Regions from separate parts of the Mus musculus genome. Here region 2 is linked to region 1. Evidence: chromatin loops called from intact Hi-C (ENCODE). Cell type or tissue: gastrocnemius. All regions are shown on one strand. Links, peaks and the distances in the headings refer to the core of each region. The heading gives the core; the rest is flanking DNA.

The links. Hi-C counts contacts between places; a loop is a spot of excess contacts. Peaks named below come from ENCODE experiments on the same cell type or tissue, not always from the same donor. Only the 100,000 strongest peaks of a DNase experiment are listed, where the experiment ranks them.
Region 2: it touches region 1 in a loop (7-fold over the local background); 31 of 42 quality-filtered maps call a loop at or near these places.

What each region holds. Positions count from the first base shown.
Region 1 is chr9:120,095,214-120,103,550 of GRCm38, forward strand. No RefSeq gene overlaps it. Among named protein-coding and RNA genes, the nearest start is that of Ccr8, 7.2 kb to the left of the region's middle. In gastrocnemius, for the core only: a CTCF peak has its summit at 3,669 (motif pointing left); a DNase peak (open chromatin) is centred at 3,669.
Region 2 is chr9:120,023,504-120,031,840 of GRCm38, forward strand. It overlaps Xirp1 (xin actin-binding repeat containing 1), which reads right to left and starts at 95. Exons shown (of 3, transcript NM_011724.3): 1 at 1-95. In gastrocnemius, for the core only: a CTCF peak has its summit at 4,495 (motif pointing right); DNase peaks (open chromatin) are centred at 895, 1,278, 3,974, 4,286 and 1 more place; H3K4me3 peaks cover 1,247 bases; H3K27ac peaks cover 4,039 bases.

The sequences.
Region 1 (8,337 bases), core at 219-8,218:
GTTTGGTTTCCTAAAGTGTATTGACAAATACTCCTACTCTCAGGAGCTGAGGAGATGGCTCTGCAGCTAAAGGCACTTGTTCTTACTCTGAGAACTGGACCCAGGGGCTGGAGAGATGGCTCAGTGGTTAAGAGCACCGACTGCTCTTCCGAAGGTCCTGAGTTCAAATCCCAGCAACCACATGGTGGCTCACAACCATCCATAATGAGATCTGACGCCCTCTTCTGGTGCGTCTGAAGATAGCTACAGCGTACTTAGATATAATAATAAATAAATCTTAGGAAAAAAAAAAAGAAAAAAAAAAAGAGAACTGGACCCAGTTCTCAGCACCCACATGGTGGTTCAAACCATCTGCAACTCCAGTTTCAGGGGATCTGGCGTCCCCGTCTGGTTCTGTGGACTCTAGGAACACATATAGGGAGCATACATAACTGCAGGCAAAACACTTATACACATAGAATAGAGTAAAATAAAATCTATTCTCTGAAATGGTAAAAAAAAAAAGGTATTTGTGTGAAAAAATGGCATTACTTGCTCTTTGAAGGTTTGATACAACTTATTAATAAACCAATCCAGGGTACTTCTGTACAAAGATTTGCATTTAATTACCAAATGGAAGCGTTCAGCCTTTTTATCTGCTTGTGGTTTGTAAGAAATTCTGCTATTCTCCTTAAGTTCACAAGTACATGAGTACGAATTCTTGACAATTAATTTTGTTGAACAATCTTTTTGTAGTATGAGGGTGTCCCTTTCTGGTCCTGATACTGATCATTGTGGCTCCCCCCCCCACCCCCGTCTCCTCCTCCCCTCCCTCCCTCCCCTCTCCTAGATCAGTTTTGTAGGACTTATCTGTTGCTTAAATCTCTGCATCGAGCCAGCCTTTGGCCTCGCTGACTTCCTGTCTCCTCTGCTCGTTGATTTCTGTTTTTATTTTCATTTCACCTATTTGCTTTGAGCCTGGTTTTTATATGGGCTCCTGGAATCGTCTATTGTCTCAGTATTCACTTGGGGTGCATTTTACACATTTTAAGTTTGGTCTTAGCCAGAAGTCTGAGAAGTAGTCGTCTACTCCTGCCTTAGCCACTGTTCTACTGCTGTGAAGAGACGCCGTGGCTAAAGCAACTTATAGAAGAAGACATTTAACTGGGGGCTTGTTCAAAGCTTCAGAGGGTTTATCACCATGGCGGGGAGCAGGGTGGCAGGCAGGGAGGCATGGTGAGAGAAGCAGCTAGGAGCTTTCCATCCTGATCCACAGCCAGGAGAGAGAGAGAGAGAGAGAGAGAGAGAGAGAGAGAGAGAGACAGAGACAGAGACAGAGACACAGAGGAGAGACACAGAGAGACAGAGAGACAGAGAGAGACAGAGAGACAGCGCTTCTTCAACAAGGCAACACACCTTCTAATCCTTTTCAACACTTCACCACCAACTGGGGGCTAAGTATGCAAATATATGAGCCTATGGGGCTCACTTAAACCACCACAACCAGCAGAAATGTTATTATATCAAGAATTCAAATTATTCTGGAAAGTAAAGAAGAATTCATAACATTGAGAAGAAAAAAACCACGACAACTTCATACAGTATTTACTTACACTCTTCTCAGAGAACATACACATAGGGTTTTATTCCTTTAAGATATATCAAGAATTATTTTATGATGCAAGACATGGTTTCCATTCACCCGTGAAGGTAACAGGTTGCTTCTGCAGGTAGCTAGTCACGCAGTTCGAGGCTTCTGTGTTCTCGCTCTTTTTCTGATTTTTTTTTCCTTTCTGCAGCTATCTTGTTGCTTTTGTGAATCGGGGAGTTTAATGAGGGTTGCTTTCAGAGGTCTGTGGGTGAAGAGCGTTTTGCAGGAACAAGAGCAACTACCACTGGTCACATCACTGAAGAAAATGTCTGCCCACTAAGACTTTTGTACTCTTTATTTGTTTAAAACAACTTTTATTTTTATTTTTATTTTTATTTATTTTTTATTTTTGGTTTTTTGAGACAAGGTTTCTCTGTATAGCCCTGGCTGTCCTGGAACTCACTTTGTTGACCAAGCTGGCCTCGAACTCCCAAGTACTGGGACTAAAAGTGTGTGCCGCCACCACCCGGCACAACTGTTATCTTATTTTTTTTTTTTAAATGTGATTTATTATGAGTGTAGAGATCAGATCAGAGGACAACTTGCAAGAGTTGGCCCTGTCTTCCCAGCGCATGGGTCTCAGGGATGGAGTCCAGGCACCTTCCCCTTTGAGCGGCTGCACAGGCTGAATCCTTGGTGATTTCCCCCTGGTTGTTTATCCCATGAGTCGATAGGAGAGGCACTGCAAAACACCCAACTCTGATTATGGCTTATTTATTTTCCATTTTAATTCTGTTTGTTTTTACTGTATGTTTTGAAGCTGTTTTTTTTTTTAAGATTTTTTTATTTATATGAGTACTTTGTAGCTGTCTTCAGACACACCAGAAGAAGGCATCGGATCCCACTACAGATGGTTGTGAGCCACCATGTGGTTGCTGGGAATTGAACTCAGGACCTCTGGAAGAGCAGTTGGTGTTCTTAACCACTGAGCCATCTCTCCAGCCACTGAAGCTGTTATTAGTATGGACAAATAAAGAATTGTTCTGCATGTTTTTAAACCAAATAGCCTCTTTTGTTATTATGAAATTTCCTTTGTGTTCTTTTTGAGAGGTAAGTAGGTGGGTTTGAGACAGGATCTATCTATATAGCCCTAGCTATCCTGGAACTCACTGTGTAGTCCAGGCTAGCCTTGAACTCACAGAGCTCCACATACCTCTGCCTTCAGAGTGCTAGGATTAAAAGCACGAGTCACCATGTCTGGCCGAATAAATATTTCTACAAAGCAAGTTTGAGGTTAGCCTAGGATACAGAAGACCCTGTTCCCCCCCACACAAAAAAAAAGTTTAAGGAAAGATAAAATTATTTATTGTTATGGCAAGAGGTTGCCAAGTTGGAATCTTAGAGTAGGATGTTGCCGAAGCCACAGGCTCATAGCTCATCAGTTGTATCAGCTAGCAAGGCCACCATCTTCCTCACAGTCTCCATGCTTCTCTGACTGAACCTTGCAAGCACCCAGTGGGCAACATGCTGTGTGGGGTGGGACAGGCAACTCTGCAGTGTGTGTGAGACATGGGGAGTGGAGAGGGGCTTCCTCCGACATTTTTCAAGACTGTCAGCTTCCAGGAGTCCTGCTCAGATGGTTCTTATTTAGCAAGAGTCACTCGGGCATCTTGAGTCACACTAAGCTTTCTGATGGGGCAAGGACCTGACTTGGTCCAGCTGCATCCCTTACAGCTGGCCTCAGGTAAGCTCTCTGAACTCCAAGAGGCCGTGGGTAAGAGGGGGTGGAGTGAGCGGAGACAGAGGGACCATCTGTCCTGCCTGCCCACACAGCTGCCTGATATCCTTACAGAACCCGTCAACTCCCTTCATACATTTAAACGAAAAATCTTAGTAACGTGATGAAATAAACAGCGGACAGGTTAGGACTTGTTTGTTTGTTTGTGCGTTTGTTTGTTTTCTTTTGGTTATCACACTTGGGGTAACTGATATAACTGTTTGCTGCTTCCAATTCCTTACCCATTAAAGGGGACTGGGAATGAAGCTAGAACCGGGTGAGGAATTGGTTAGAACCAGGAAGTTGTGCTCTATCGCCACCTGCTGTTCACTGTCTAGCGGTACCACCAGCTGCCCACAGTTGCAAAGAACTGGAATTCCCTGATGCTTTGGGTTCATCTGGCAAACCCGCATTTGGACTATGTGATTGAATGCACATTAACAAGCAAGCAGGTAAACACTTGCAACAGTGGGGTACAGTTGGGATCCCCTGCCTGTCTTGCTCATTGCCACATCCCGGGTCCCAGCTGTTGTGTACTTGCTGGGTGGATTGAGAAGCTAGCCCCTGAAGATCATGAGAACCAGGGAGAACTGTGGGTGGAGAGGCTGCGCGGCAGTTAAGATGCTTACCACTCTTGCTGGAAGACCCGGGTTCAATTCCCAGCACTTACCTGTCAGCTCACAGTCACTTGTAACTCCAGATCCGGGGTATTTGCGGGTCTCCCTTCTTCCCAGGGTCATTGGCCACCAGCCCATGAGGATGAAGAGAGAGCAGAGCCAACGAACAGGGTTTCAGATGGCTCGTGAGTATGAACGGAAATGACGACACTCCAGGATCAGCTTTGGGGAAACAGAACAACTTTATTTGGGGTGAATCGAGGGCTGTACGGCTTTGGGGAAGGGGATAGGAATATCCAATGTTAGCACGAGCCATGTTGGAAATGTTATGGCCAGCAAATCAGTTTCCTGGAGATTGCCCACCATTTTGCATGGCTGCCATGGGTGTGCTTTGAGAGGTATGGATCCCAGAGACTTCGTCTCAGGATTGCATCTCACTGCTGATCTGCCTTTCCTGTCACCATTACACAGTCTAATGATTCCAGGGCATCAGCCCACTCTATTGAGCAAACTTTCTGCAGATCAACATGAAGATGAACTTTTCTGAATTAGTGCTGTTTAGATGATTTAATGACTTTATAGAATTCCTGATTTAATTCAAACAATTTTAAGAAGAAAGTTTAAGGAAATGGTTTTAGTCGTTTTGCCAGAAAGATGGAATGAAGTTAGAATCAAGAGTAGAATGCGCCTGCTCCTCACTAGAATTGTAAGTAAAGGCTGCATAAGAAGGAATCCAATGAGCTTTCACAATTACACTAAGAAGAGAAACTGGCTTGGGACAGATGTGTGATAAAGGAAAAACATTCATTCTAGGTCAGGCCCAAGGGTGAGGCTACAGGTGTGCACTATGATAAAGCAAGGCCATGTGAAACTGTTACTTTGAACTTGTAATGAGCTTAGAGAGTGAAACACTGCTTTGAACTTAACTATCAACATCCTTCTGTAACTCCCCTTTTGTGTAACATTTTATCTATGAGGTAATTTTATAAAGAACTTCTGTCTAAGAAGGTATAAATGTGGAGAGAAAAAAATAAAGTGTGGCTCTGCTCCATCCACCCAATGTATATGTATGTGTGTGTATGTGTATATATATATATATATATATATATATATATATATATATATATATTTGTATATATGTCTGTCTCTATGTACAATCTGTATGTGTCTGTCTATATGTATGTGCATACGTATGAATATAGGTATAAGTGTATGTATGCATGTTCACTTGTGAAATTGATGAAACAGTTGGTCATGCCCAGTCTCGTGTGTGTGTGTGTGTGTGTGTGTGTGTGTGCTTGACTTTATCCTTTTTCTTTGTCTCTGGCTTATATAGCTTTGAGGAGTAAAGGTCACAAGTAACTAAGTTTCTTTTCTTAATCCCCTGCTTCTATCAGTAGGAGTTGATTGCCAGACACCATGAGCTTCTGGCCCCCCCGAACAGTAAGAGAGAATTAAAGGCCAGGGGTCATCAGCCTTTGGTCTTCATCCTATGCTGTGTCCCACCCCAGTACCTGTCCCTGTCGGGGCTGGCTCCCCAGCACAGGGTGGGCAGAGGTCATTAGTTGAAGGCTAAGGCACTGAGATGCCTTATGAACATGGGAGGCACTCTAGGAATTTCAGGTGCTTGCTGACCAGGTTCTTATCTTTATTTGTTTTGTTTTGTTTTGGTTTTTTCCCTGATTGGTTTCTTAGAGGGAGAAAGGACGCTAAACCTATAATCGAACCAAGGCAACATTTCTCAGTTGTGATTCCATATGACACTAGCTTGTGTCAAGTTGACATAAAACTTGCCAGGTCAACAGCACAAGCTGCAGAGGGGCCTCTCTGATTTCCAGGTAGGAAGCAAGGAAGAAGGTTGGAGGCAGGATGCATGGCCGTCCATATCCCTTTGATGGAAACTCATTTCCTGAGATGAAAGATCCTGGCACCTGGAAGTCCTTTAGCTAGGGGCTCAGAGTGTCTCAGTGGGATCCCATGTTCCCTGTGAGGGGAAGGGGCTGCTGCAGGAGCTGTAGCCTCAGCAGCAGCTAGAGTCTAGCACCAAGCCCTTATAGCCACAGGACCTCCATGACTCTGGCTCACCGAGGTGCCCAGTATTAATGGTGTAGCAGAAGCCAGAGGCCTTGAACCAGACCAAGCACAGTTGAGAAAGCAGAACATAAAAGCCTTCTGTGACAACCCCTAGACTCCACCCCAACCCCACTTCCCCAAAATGGCAGCCCTATCAAGAACTAAAACAAAGTGACAAGGATGCTGAAATGTAGCTTGCTCTCCACAGCTGAGGGCTTCTGGGGGGTGGTGGCGGTGGCAGATGGAGACTCACCTTCCCTTGGGGGCTGGCCACTAGGGGTTTGACCATGCTCTGGTGAGTATATAGACAACCCCAAAAGGACTTGGTTTTTGTTTGCTTGTTTCTTCCTTTTTACTTTCATCTGTTTTGGGGGGTGGGGGAGAAAGTCATGGGGGAGGGGCAGCCATGGACAGAGCAGGAGGTGAGCATGATCAGGGTGCATGGTGTAAGAATCTCAAATAATCAATAACAATTATATATATATATGGGTTTTTATGACTCAGGAGACAGAGGCAGGAGGATTGCCTGGGCTACAGCATGAGTTAGACTCAGTATGAGCAATTTCATGAAAAAAATTTTTTTCCCTCTCAAAATAGAAAGCAAAAATGGCTGGAGAGATGGCTCAGGGGTTAAGAGCACTGATTGCTCTTCCAGAGATCCTGAGTTAAATTCCCAGCAACCACATGGTGGTTCACAACCATCTGTAATGGACTCTGATGCCCTCTTCTGGTGTGTCTGAAGACAGCTATAGTGTACTCATATACATTAAATAAATCTTTAAAGAAAGAAAGAAAGAAAGAAAGAAAGAAAGAAAGAAAGAAAGAAAGAAAGAAAAGATGGCTGGGACTAAAAGCTTACCGCTAGAGCACTCACTTGATGTTCGAAGGTCTCAGGTTCAGTTTCCCCTCTATAAAAAAACAAAAACAAGGCCAGGTGTGGTGGCACACGCCTTAAATTCCAGCACTCGGGAGGCAGAGGCAGGCAGATTTCTGAGTTCGAGGACAGCCTGGTCTACAAAGTGAGTTCCAGGACAGCCAGGCTAAACAGAGAAACCCTGTCTCGAAAAAACAAAAACAAAAACAAAATAAAACAAAAAACAAACAAACAAAAAAACAGCCGGTGTGGTGACACACACTTGTGGGAAGCCAATAAACGCCATTACAAGATGGTGCTGGTTTCAATAAGCTGACGCCCATGAATATGGGTAAATAACCAATGTGCGCATGTGCAGTAGAGTTTTTTGCTGAGTCACTGCCTGGCCCAAGGCATGTAAATGAGGTACTGAAAGCATAACCAATCGGGTGTAGACACGCCTATCCTAGGCCTATATAAGCAGCACTGGTTTTTGGGCTCGGGGTCTTTCGCTTTTGCTATCAAGCTCTCCCAATAAACGTGTGCAGAAGAATCCTGCTGTGGCTTCCTTCTTGCTGGTGAGTCAGGCGTCTACAAGTGGTGCCGAAACCCGGGAACAAGACACCTTAAGGCACAAGCGAGGACCCCCAAGAAAGGGAGGATTCAGAACTGCATTTCGTGGGAGAATTAGGGTAAGTCTCTGAGAGGTATGCTTTCTTTCAGAATAGATCCTGTGATTGTTGCTGGGGTTGTGTTGCTTGTTTTCATTCTTGTCCTGATATTGTGTTATTGTCTTAATTTTCACCGCCCTGGACATGAGTGTATCTGCTGGGAATAATCTCACGTAGATAACACTTTAGTCCAGGACGATCATGGGTACTGGCCAGTCTACGCTGTTAGTAGGGCCGGTGCAAGCCTTGCTCAAAGAACGAGGTTTAAAGATTTCTGAAAGTACAGTGAGATGATTCTTAAAGGAGATAGACAGACTCGCTCCTTGGTTTGCCCCCACTGGGTCACTGATGCTACCTAGTTGGGAAAAGTTAGAGAGAGATATAGCAAGAGAGGAAGCTGAAGGAAAAGTGAAAGCAGAAATAAGACCGCTATGGAAGTTGATTAAGGCTTGTATTCAGGACAAGAAATGTGAGCCAGCTGTTAAAGAGGGGCAGCATATATTGCAGGAGCACCAGGAAAGCATGTCAGAAACAAAGAGAAATGAAAAGGAAGGAGCACACAGAAAAATAAGTAAAGGAAGAGATATAAAAAGAGAAAAGGAAAAGAAACCAAAATATAAAGATTCAAAAGATGATATAAAGAATGAAGATCAAAAAATTAAGTCAATTTACCCTCCTCTCGAGGACTTTGAATTACTAGAATTATCTAGCTCGGAGGACTCGGAATTATCAGCAGGGGAGGAGGAAGATTTGGAAGAGGCTGCTACAGAGTATGA
Region 2 (8,337 bases), core at 202-8,201, 72 kb before region 1:
TTGTTGTCAGTTCTGTTCTGTTCCTGGGTCCCCTGCCTCTCTCTACCTTGGCTCTAGGTCTCCGTTCTCTGCCAACCAGGCAGCTGCCTTTATCTGGCCGGCTAGGGGTGGGTGAGGGTGGGGGCGGGGGAGAGGCTATGTTCGGAGTATTAAGTGGTCCGGTTATTTTTAGGGCTCGTGGAAGTCACTTTTCCATCCTGGGGAATCAGTTACAATTCCTCTGGGCTAGGGAGGGCTAGGGTGGAGGAGGAGTCCCATTCAACCCAAGTCTGCCCGGAGGACTGGGGTGGGTGACTCAGTCCTGGATGGAGACATCTAGGTTATTTTGAGGAGATGAATAGGGGGACACTTGACGTGTGGGTGACCCTGTCCTCTCATCCCGCAGGCCCTCTCTCTCTATGCTGAGCTATTGTTACCACACATGGTCCACCGAGCCCAAAGCCCAGCATCTCCCTGAGTGCAGGACCAGGCTTCTCACTACCAGAGTCACCTTCATGTAAAAGGCTCAACCTCTGTTTCTCTCCGTGCAAAAACAAAGCTGGCCTTGTCTCCCGTCTATTCTTACCCTAGCTCCACAGTCCAGGTCTTTGAAGCTATGAGGGAAGTAAACTTGGGGGTGAGCGAGATTTCTGAAGGAACAGGCCCTTAATTTATCAAAAGATCTGAAGGCTGAATGCATGGTGTCCCAGCCCAGTGATCTGGGTCCATGGCTCCTTCTAGACTCTTCCCTCTGACTCACGGCCCAGACTCTCTGGGAATGGCTGGGAGGACCTACACATGGTAACTGACTGTGGAGTTATTTCTGACCCTGGAGTCATCATCTTCGTGGTCACAGATGGAGTGACAGACTGTGCACCTGTCTCTTCCTCAGTCACACGGAGCCCCGGGGGACCTGGCAGGCTTCGTCACTTACTTGGCGCTAAGGCTGGTGTGGAGAGATGCCACAGAAAATACGGAAGTGGCTTTTGTCCCAGGTGGGTGTAGCAGGAATGGCACCGCCTTTATGTAAACCCTGCGGGCCGCAGAGCCACAAAAGCATCTCCTGCAGGAGGACCTAATTGAGGACTGCCTGAGAGATAGTTGTCTGCTGGTGCAGACAATGCCAGCCAATCAGGTTCTGCTGTTTAGGAGAGACGCTTTCTTGGTACCAATGGGGCATGGGTGGAGGGTATTAAAGGAGCTTAGAGCAGCATAGAGAGAGCTTGCTGCAGCCTTTCTCACCTGTTCTGGAGTCTGTCATTGACTCTGCACCACCTCACCTCCAACCCCCAAGGGCGGGTAGGGTCAGACATCGAGTAGCCCAGGGCACAGGCAACAGGTGGGAAACCAGGCTCCTCCCTGGGTGTGAGTGTCCGGTCTTCCTTCTGAATTACATGTGCCTTCAGATGCCAGGGGTGATGACAGGTGCGTTGTGAACCTTGTCCATGGTGTCAATACCATCCTGCTGTCAGCTTGGGCCTGGGAGGTGCATCTTGGATGCCCTACCCCCCTGTCCTCATCCTCTGCTCCAGAATCCTGGTTGTCCCTGGCAGGGACAGAAGTGGCAGAGCCTCCCTCTCACAGGGTGTCCCAGAGGAAGCAGGAACATCTACAACCAGCAGCGAAGGCCTCCCTGGGTGACTTTGAGCACTGAATGAATTATCACATGAAAATGGCTGTGGAGAGTGCTGACCATGTAGTGTGTGTTATTAAACTGCCCACTCTTTATAAGAAAAACATAGCGTGGGGTGGGGTGATGGCTCAGCTGCTGAAGGCACTGGCCACCAAGGCTGATGACCTGAGTTCAATCCCCAGGGACCCACCTGGTGGACAGAGAGAACCAACCTCTGCCGTTGTCCTGTGGTCTTCAAACAGAAAACTGTTTCTGAAAAAAGATCTAATTAAGTGGGGTATGGTGGTGCACACCTCTACTCCCAGCACATGGGAGGCAGAGACAGTGGTTCTCTGTGAGTTTGAATCCAGTCTGATCTACAGGCCAGCCAGGGCTGCGTAGTGAGATCCCGTCGCCCCCCCCCCCCTTCCCCCAAAAGCAATCAGAGTGGGAAAACACACAGGCAGGCTGGCTTTCCCAGTGTCAAGTGTGCTAGCTCCTGTGAGAAATCCCAGGCTTCCATCTTCATTATAGGGATGAAGGGCTCTCCCCACACACCTCTCTGGAAACAAGCTGTCAGATACATTTAAGTTACTATCCAGCAATCCCAACATTCAGATGGATCTAAGAGGGTTGTTGCGAGGCTCTGTTTTGTTCTTTTTGGTGTCACATGTGCCCCACCCCCTCCACCCCTGGAGTATCTTTATAGCCCTGGCTGTCCTGGAACTCATTCTGTAGACCAAGCTGGCCTCAAACTCAGACCTCTGCCAGCCTCTGCCTTCTGAGTGCTAGGATTAAAGGCGTGTGCCACCACTATCTCCTAGCTGGCTCATGAGTCTGATGCTCCGGCGCCCCATCTCTGGCAGCCAGCCCCTCTTCTAGGCAGGGTCTGTTCATAACAGAATTGAGCAGAAGGGGTTTCCCAGCTTGCCTCCACTATACAGAGGAAGTCCTTGGAGAGTAGGCCCAGTGGATTAAGGCCCCTGATCAGGAGACATACTGCCTCCCTTTGAATGCTACCTGTGACACCTGCCAGCTGTGTGACTTTGTAGGACTCTCTCTCTCTTTCTTATTTTTAAATTACTTATTTTATGTATCTATGAGTACATTGTAGCTGTCTTCAGACACACCAGAAGAGGGGATTGGATGTCGTTACAGATGGTGGTGAGCCACCATGTGGTTGCTGGGAATTGAACTCAGGACCTCTGGAAGTGCAGTCAGTGCTCTTAAATGCTGAGCCATCTCTCCAGCCCTCTTTCTTTTTTCTTCCTTTCTTCCTTCTTTTTAAGTTTTAAGGATCACATTTATTTATTTATTTTTATTGTGTGGTGGCCACGGCTTGTGACACGGGACCTCCGTGGAGGTCAGAAGAAAGCACCATGAAGTTGGTTGTCTCCTTCCACCTGGGAGTGTGGTCAGGCTTGGCTGCGAACACCTTCAGCTGCTGAGCCACCTCACCGGTCCCCACGGTGTTTTTATACCTAGGGTATTCTGTTGGATGGATGGAGAGACTTGGACGACTGTTCTGGCTTGCCTTCTGTTGCTGTGATAAACACCACAGCCTATCACTGAGGGAACTGGGCAGGAACTCAGGCAGGGCTGGTAAGCTAGTTCCCTGGCCCAGGCCCACTTGTCTTGCTTGGGATGGCGCTACCCACAGTGGGCTAGAGCTCCCCTACACTAATTAGCTATCAAAAATGTCCCATGGATATGCCCATGGATCAATCTGATTGTGACCTGAAATTTGTGATCCTCCTTCTTCAAACTCTTGAATGCTAGACACTTACCAACACAGTTGGGTAACTCAGTGCTGGGAATGGAACTCGGAGATTTGTCCGTGGCAGGCATGTACTGTACCAACTGAGCTGTGCTCCAGCTCTTCTAGGGGGGTAGAAGAAAGAGCCAACACGTCAGTCCAGCACCCAATGGGTCCAGGAGATCGAAAGGCAGGCAGAAACTGAACATGGGTGTACAGGGTTGCCTTTGTATCTGACAAGAATTAGACACGGCCAGCTGCAGGAACATGCTTGCAATCATGCATATGCGGTGAACTGGTCTCAAAGCAGCAACAAAGCATTCCTGGTGATGAGCCACAGGGCGGTACAGTGAGGCACCATGAACTCGCTTCATTTGCTCTTCCATCTCAGAGTTCATCTTTGAAGGTCATCAGGGCAGGGACTCTAGCTTGTGTCAAGTTGACATGAACTCTAACCAGCACACAGACCCAAAAGAAAAAGACTGTATGACGCTGTTGAGGAGAGGGAAAATCAAGGCCCCCTTTATTAGCCTGGCTTGGGGAACGAACAGGCAGGACAGCAGCGGTGGGGAACAATGGCTTTCAACAGGAGATGGCAGGTCTCCAGGAGGAGCCTGTGAGTCACACTCAGAGCTGGAAGTCAGAGAGAGGACTGAGCTGGTGTCCCCTGCCCGCGGGAGAATCTGAGGGGTGGTGATCTCCAGCCTGGCCCATGAAGAGAGAGGGCTCAGTGCTGGACTTGGGAGGAGGAAGACTAGAGATATGGCTGGGGAGAGGTTGTAGTCAGAGGGTAGCTGGAAGCCATGCAGAGACAAGAAGCTATTTTGGGAAGAAGGAGTGGTGCAGTGTGGGTAAGACCGGCTGCCAGGAGCCACAGCAGGTCCTGAGGGATCCCGGCAGGCAGAGCAAGAGGTGAAGCATGCCAAGGCAGGCTGGGGCTTCAGGAGGGGACAGTCTGAGCCATGAGAACAGACACAAGGGAGACTGAAACGGAAATTAACACAGGGGCTAGGATTGTTGTCAGACAGACGGACAGACGGACAGACAGACAGACCATCAGGAAAGAGTCATATAAAGTGCGAGTGGCTAGGCTATGCTAGGAGAGGGACTCATGGTTGCAGAGAGAGAAAATGCAATTTGAAATGGTGGCATAATCCTCAGTTACCAGAAGGGGGCAGTATGTCACCATCCTGCAGGACGACTGTGTGGAAGCCACCTTAGTCTTTGTTTTTCAGGCGCGCGCGTGTGTGTGTGTGTGTGTGTGTGTGTGTGTGTGTGTGTGTGTGTGTGTGTGTGTGTGTGTGTGTGTGTGTAGCCCTGGCTGTTCTGGAACTAGTTCCGTAGACCAGGCTAGCCTTGAACATAAAGATCCACTTGCCTCTGCTTCCTGAGCACTGGAAATGAAGGTGTGCACCTCCAAGCCTGGCAAAGGGTTTCTTTTTTATCTCCTTCGTTCGTTCGTTCGTTCGTTCGTTCGTTCGTTCGTTCGTTCGTTCCTTCCTTCCTTCCTTCCTCCCTCCCTTCCTTCCTTCCTCCTGTCCTTCCTTTCTTTAGAGATAGGGTCTCTCTGTATAGCCTTGGCTGTCCTGAAACTTGCTCTGTGGATCAGGCTGACCTCAAACTCACAAAGAACTGCCTGCCTCTGCCTCCTAAGTGCTGGGATAAAAGACGTGCTCCACCACCACCTGGCTGTACTCATCTTATTCTAATGAAGTTGTGTTTATAGCCACTGTGTGCTAAACTGTGGGTTGAGCACTGGATACTGTGTGTGTGCGTGTATGTGTATACATGTATATGTGTGTGTGTGCATATACTCAATACATAGATACATGCATGTATACATTTTACATCTTACACATGTGTATAAATTCTCACAGAGCCCGCATCTGATTGAAGAGACAGATTGCTGACAAATAGCTGACCAGGCTTCATGGCTATCAGTTACTCTCCAAACTCCAAAGCCCCATCATGGCCTGGTGGCAGAGGATGGAGTCTAACCTGTGGCTTCCATGCACCTTCCTCCGTCAACCGAAGAGGATCTGAGTTTAGGAGGCCCCGGAGATGTGCTCGCTCAGGCCCGGGACATACCACCTACCTGTGCTTTCTGTCACGGATGCGTTCTTTATAACGTGACTTTGAAATGCCTCTAACTGAAAAAAGGCCCACGTGATTCTCTTGAGGTCAGGCAGGCTTGTGATAACAACAGAGAACTATCTCTAGGAGACCATCATATCACATTTATTGTCAAAGGCAGAGCATGCCAAAAGGTCATAAGGGCAGCCTAGCCTCCATCTCTGGAGATCTTGGGACCCAGCAGTCATGCTGTGAGAAAGCCCAAGCAACCAGAGAGGAACCAAGGTCCTGGTCCACAGAGCTGTCCAACCTTGTCCAGAGCTACAGAGCAAGACCCTGTCTCAAAATAAACAAGTGAGAGATAAAGTAAATCAGAGGCTGGAGAGATGACTCAGTGGGTAAGAGCTCTGGCTGCTTTTCCAGAAGACCCAGGTTCAATTGCCTGCACTCACAACTCAGAGCCTTCTGTAAACTACAGTTCCAGGGAATCTGACTCCTCACACAGACACACATGTAGGCAAAAGCATCAGTGCACATAAAAAAAGACCTTTTCTTTGTCCTTACTCAGCTGTCTAGCGTTTAGCTCAGGCTTGGAACTTGAGTTAGTTGAAGGAGTATTTATCCCTCTGAGCAGAGTGTGGATGAAGTCTCAGATTGCTTACTAGACAGTGGCTGTTCCTTTCCTGTCCTGACAGGGTTACTGCAGAGCAAAAGTTCACGTACTCTCTTTTCCTCTTTCCTGTGCTTGAGAATTGGGTTGGAAGATAGATGGGAAGGAGTCCTCGAGGAGACCATCCCGCCACATTTATTAGTGAAGGCAGACCATGCCAGGTGCACACCTGACACTTTGGCACAGTGATTATTTTGAGCCAATAGTGATTGAGAAGAAAAGTAGTCTGTCTTCCATCACTTATCTGAAACAGAATGACTTCACAAGGCTGTCACCATCCATATGCCAGGAGAGACAATGGCTAAGACAGCATTAGAGCTTCATTAACCTGCATGGCCAGAGAAATCTTTATAAGGACCTATGTCTGTCGGGCTGCATACATATATGTATGTATATATGCACATGTGTATGTATATATGTGTATGCACACACAACAATCTGCTCATCTCTGCACTGTGTCTAGTTGTGGTTTTCCGTGATGGTTTCCGTTTGCCGTAAAGACGGGCTCCTTTGATGAGGGACGGTAGCTACACTTATCTAGGAAAGGTGGCTCATGCACAAAGAACAAGATATATATGTGTGTGTGTGTGTATGTGTGTATACACATACATATGTATGTGTATACATAGATGGGCACATGTGAGCATACACACCTATGTATGTATGTATGTTAGTCACACACACAAACACACATACACATACACATATAAACATACATGAAAATACACCCACCCGACACATGTAAATGCAGCCCCCTGAATCTGCTTTTGTTGTCTGTGTAACAGGTACTAAGACTGACCCTCTGTGATTGACAGCTACTGGTCCCTGGGAGACACGAATGTTCCTTCTCCCAGCAGTCATAACTGCCTGGAGTTCCCTGCAAAAGTTCCAGGAGAGAAAGTTTTGCTGCAGAATTCATGTTTTCCTGCCTCTGCCTGGCTCTTCTGAGCTCTTTCCTGAGATGTAGGGGTAGCCGTCGGTGCTGGGCTCCTCACAATCTGCTCATCTCTGCACTGTGTCTAGTTGTGGTTTTCCGCGATGGTTTCCGTTTGCCGTGAAGATGGGCTCCTTTGATGAGGGACGGTAGCAACACTTATCCAGGAAAGGTGGCTCATGCACAAAGAACAAGACGTACTGCTTTTTATTCTATGGTATGAATGTTCCCCAGCATTTATATCTGTGCATCATGTGTGTGCAGTAAATACATTCGGAGGTCAGAGAGGACATTAGATGCCCTGGAACTGGAGTTACAGATAGTTGTGAGCCACCGTGTGGGTTCTGGGAAGAGATCAAGAGCAGCCACACATCCTGACTGTGGAGCCATCTCTCCAGCCTCTCATGCAGAATTTTGAAGAGCAGAGTGATAATTCTCCTCCTCCTGCTTCACTTATTCCTAAGCAGTATTAAACCTCCATGCCAGTCACAAACAGTAGAAGACTAGTGCATTCTGGGAAGCGGTTGCAGAAAAAGGGTGTTTTCTTGTTTCCAGTGTTGTTGGCTTAATGCTTAATGTCATGTAGTCAGGTCTGGTCTGGCTCGAGTGGGAGGTAAAATACCACAAAGTTGCTGATTACATGGTGGTTAGAGAGAAATAAAAACAAAACCAGGGGCTGGAGAGATGGCCCAGCGATTAAGAGCACCAACTTCTCTTCCGAAGGTCCTGAGTTCAATTCCCAGCAACTACATTGTGGTTCACAACTATCTGTAATGAGATCCAATGCCTTCTGGTGTCTGAAGACAGCAACAGTATATTCACATATATAAAAATAAATAAATTTTTATTAAAAAAAAGCTGGACAGTAGTGGTGCATGCCTTTAATCCCAGCATTTGGGAGACAGAGGCAGGCAGATATCTGGGTTTAAGGCCAAGGCCTGGTCTACAGAGTGAGTTCCAGGACAGCCAGGGCTACACAGAAAAACCCTGTCTTGAAAAAAAAAAAACTAAAAAACAAACAAAACCAGGCTAACCTCTACTCCAGTAGCTTTTGTGCATTCTTTGACTGCCCTCCCATAACTACCACAGCAGACATTCATTCCCTACAGTGTGTGGCTGTCACCCAGATTGGCCCAGAGCTCAGAGATCCACCTGCCTCCTGGGTGATAGGATTAAAGGTGTGTATATAACACTACACCCAGCTTCTTTCTCTTTCTCGTTTTTTTTTTCCTTTTTTTTATATTTATTTTTCCCCTCCCTTGCCCACTCGCAACCCTTTCTCTCTCTTTTAATAAATATGAATTACTTAATTT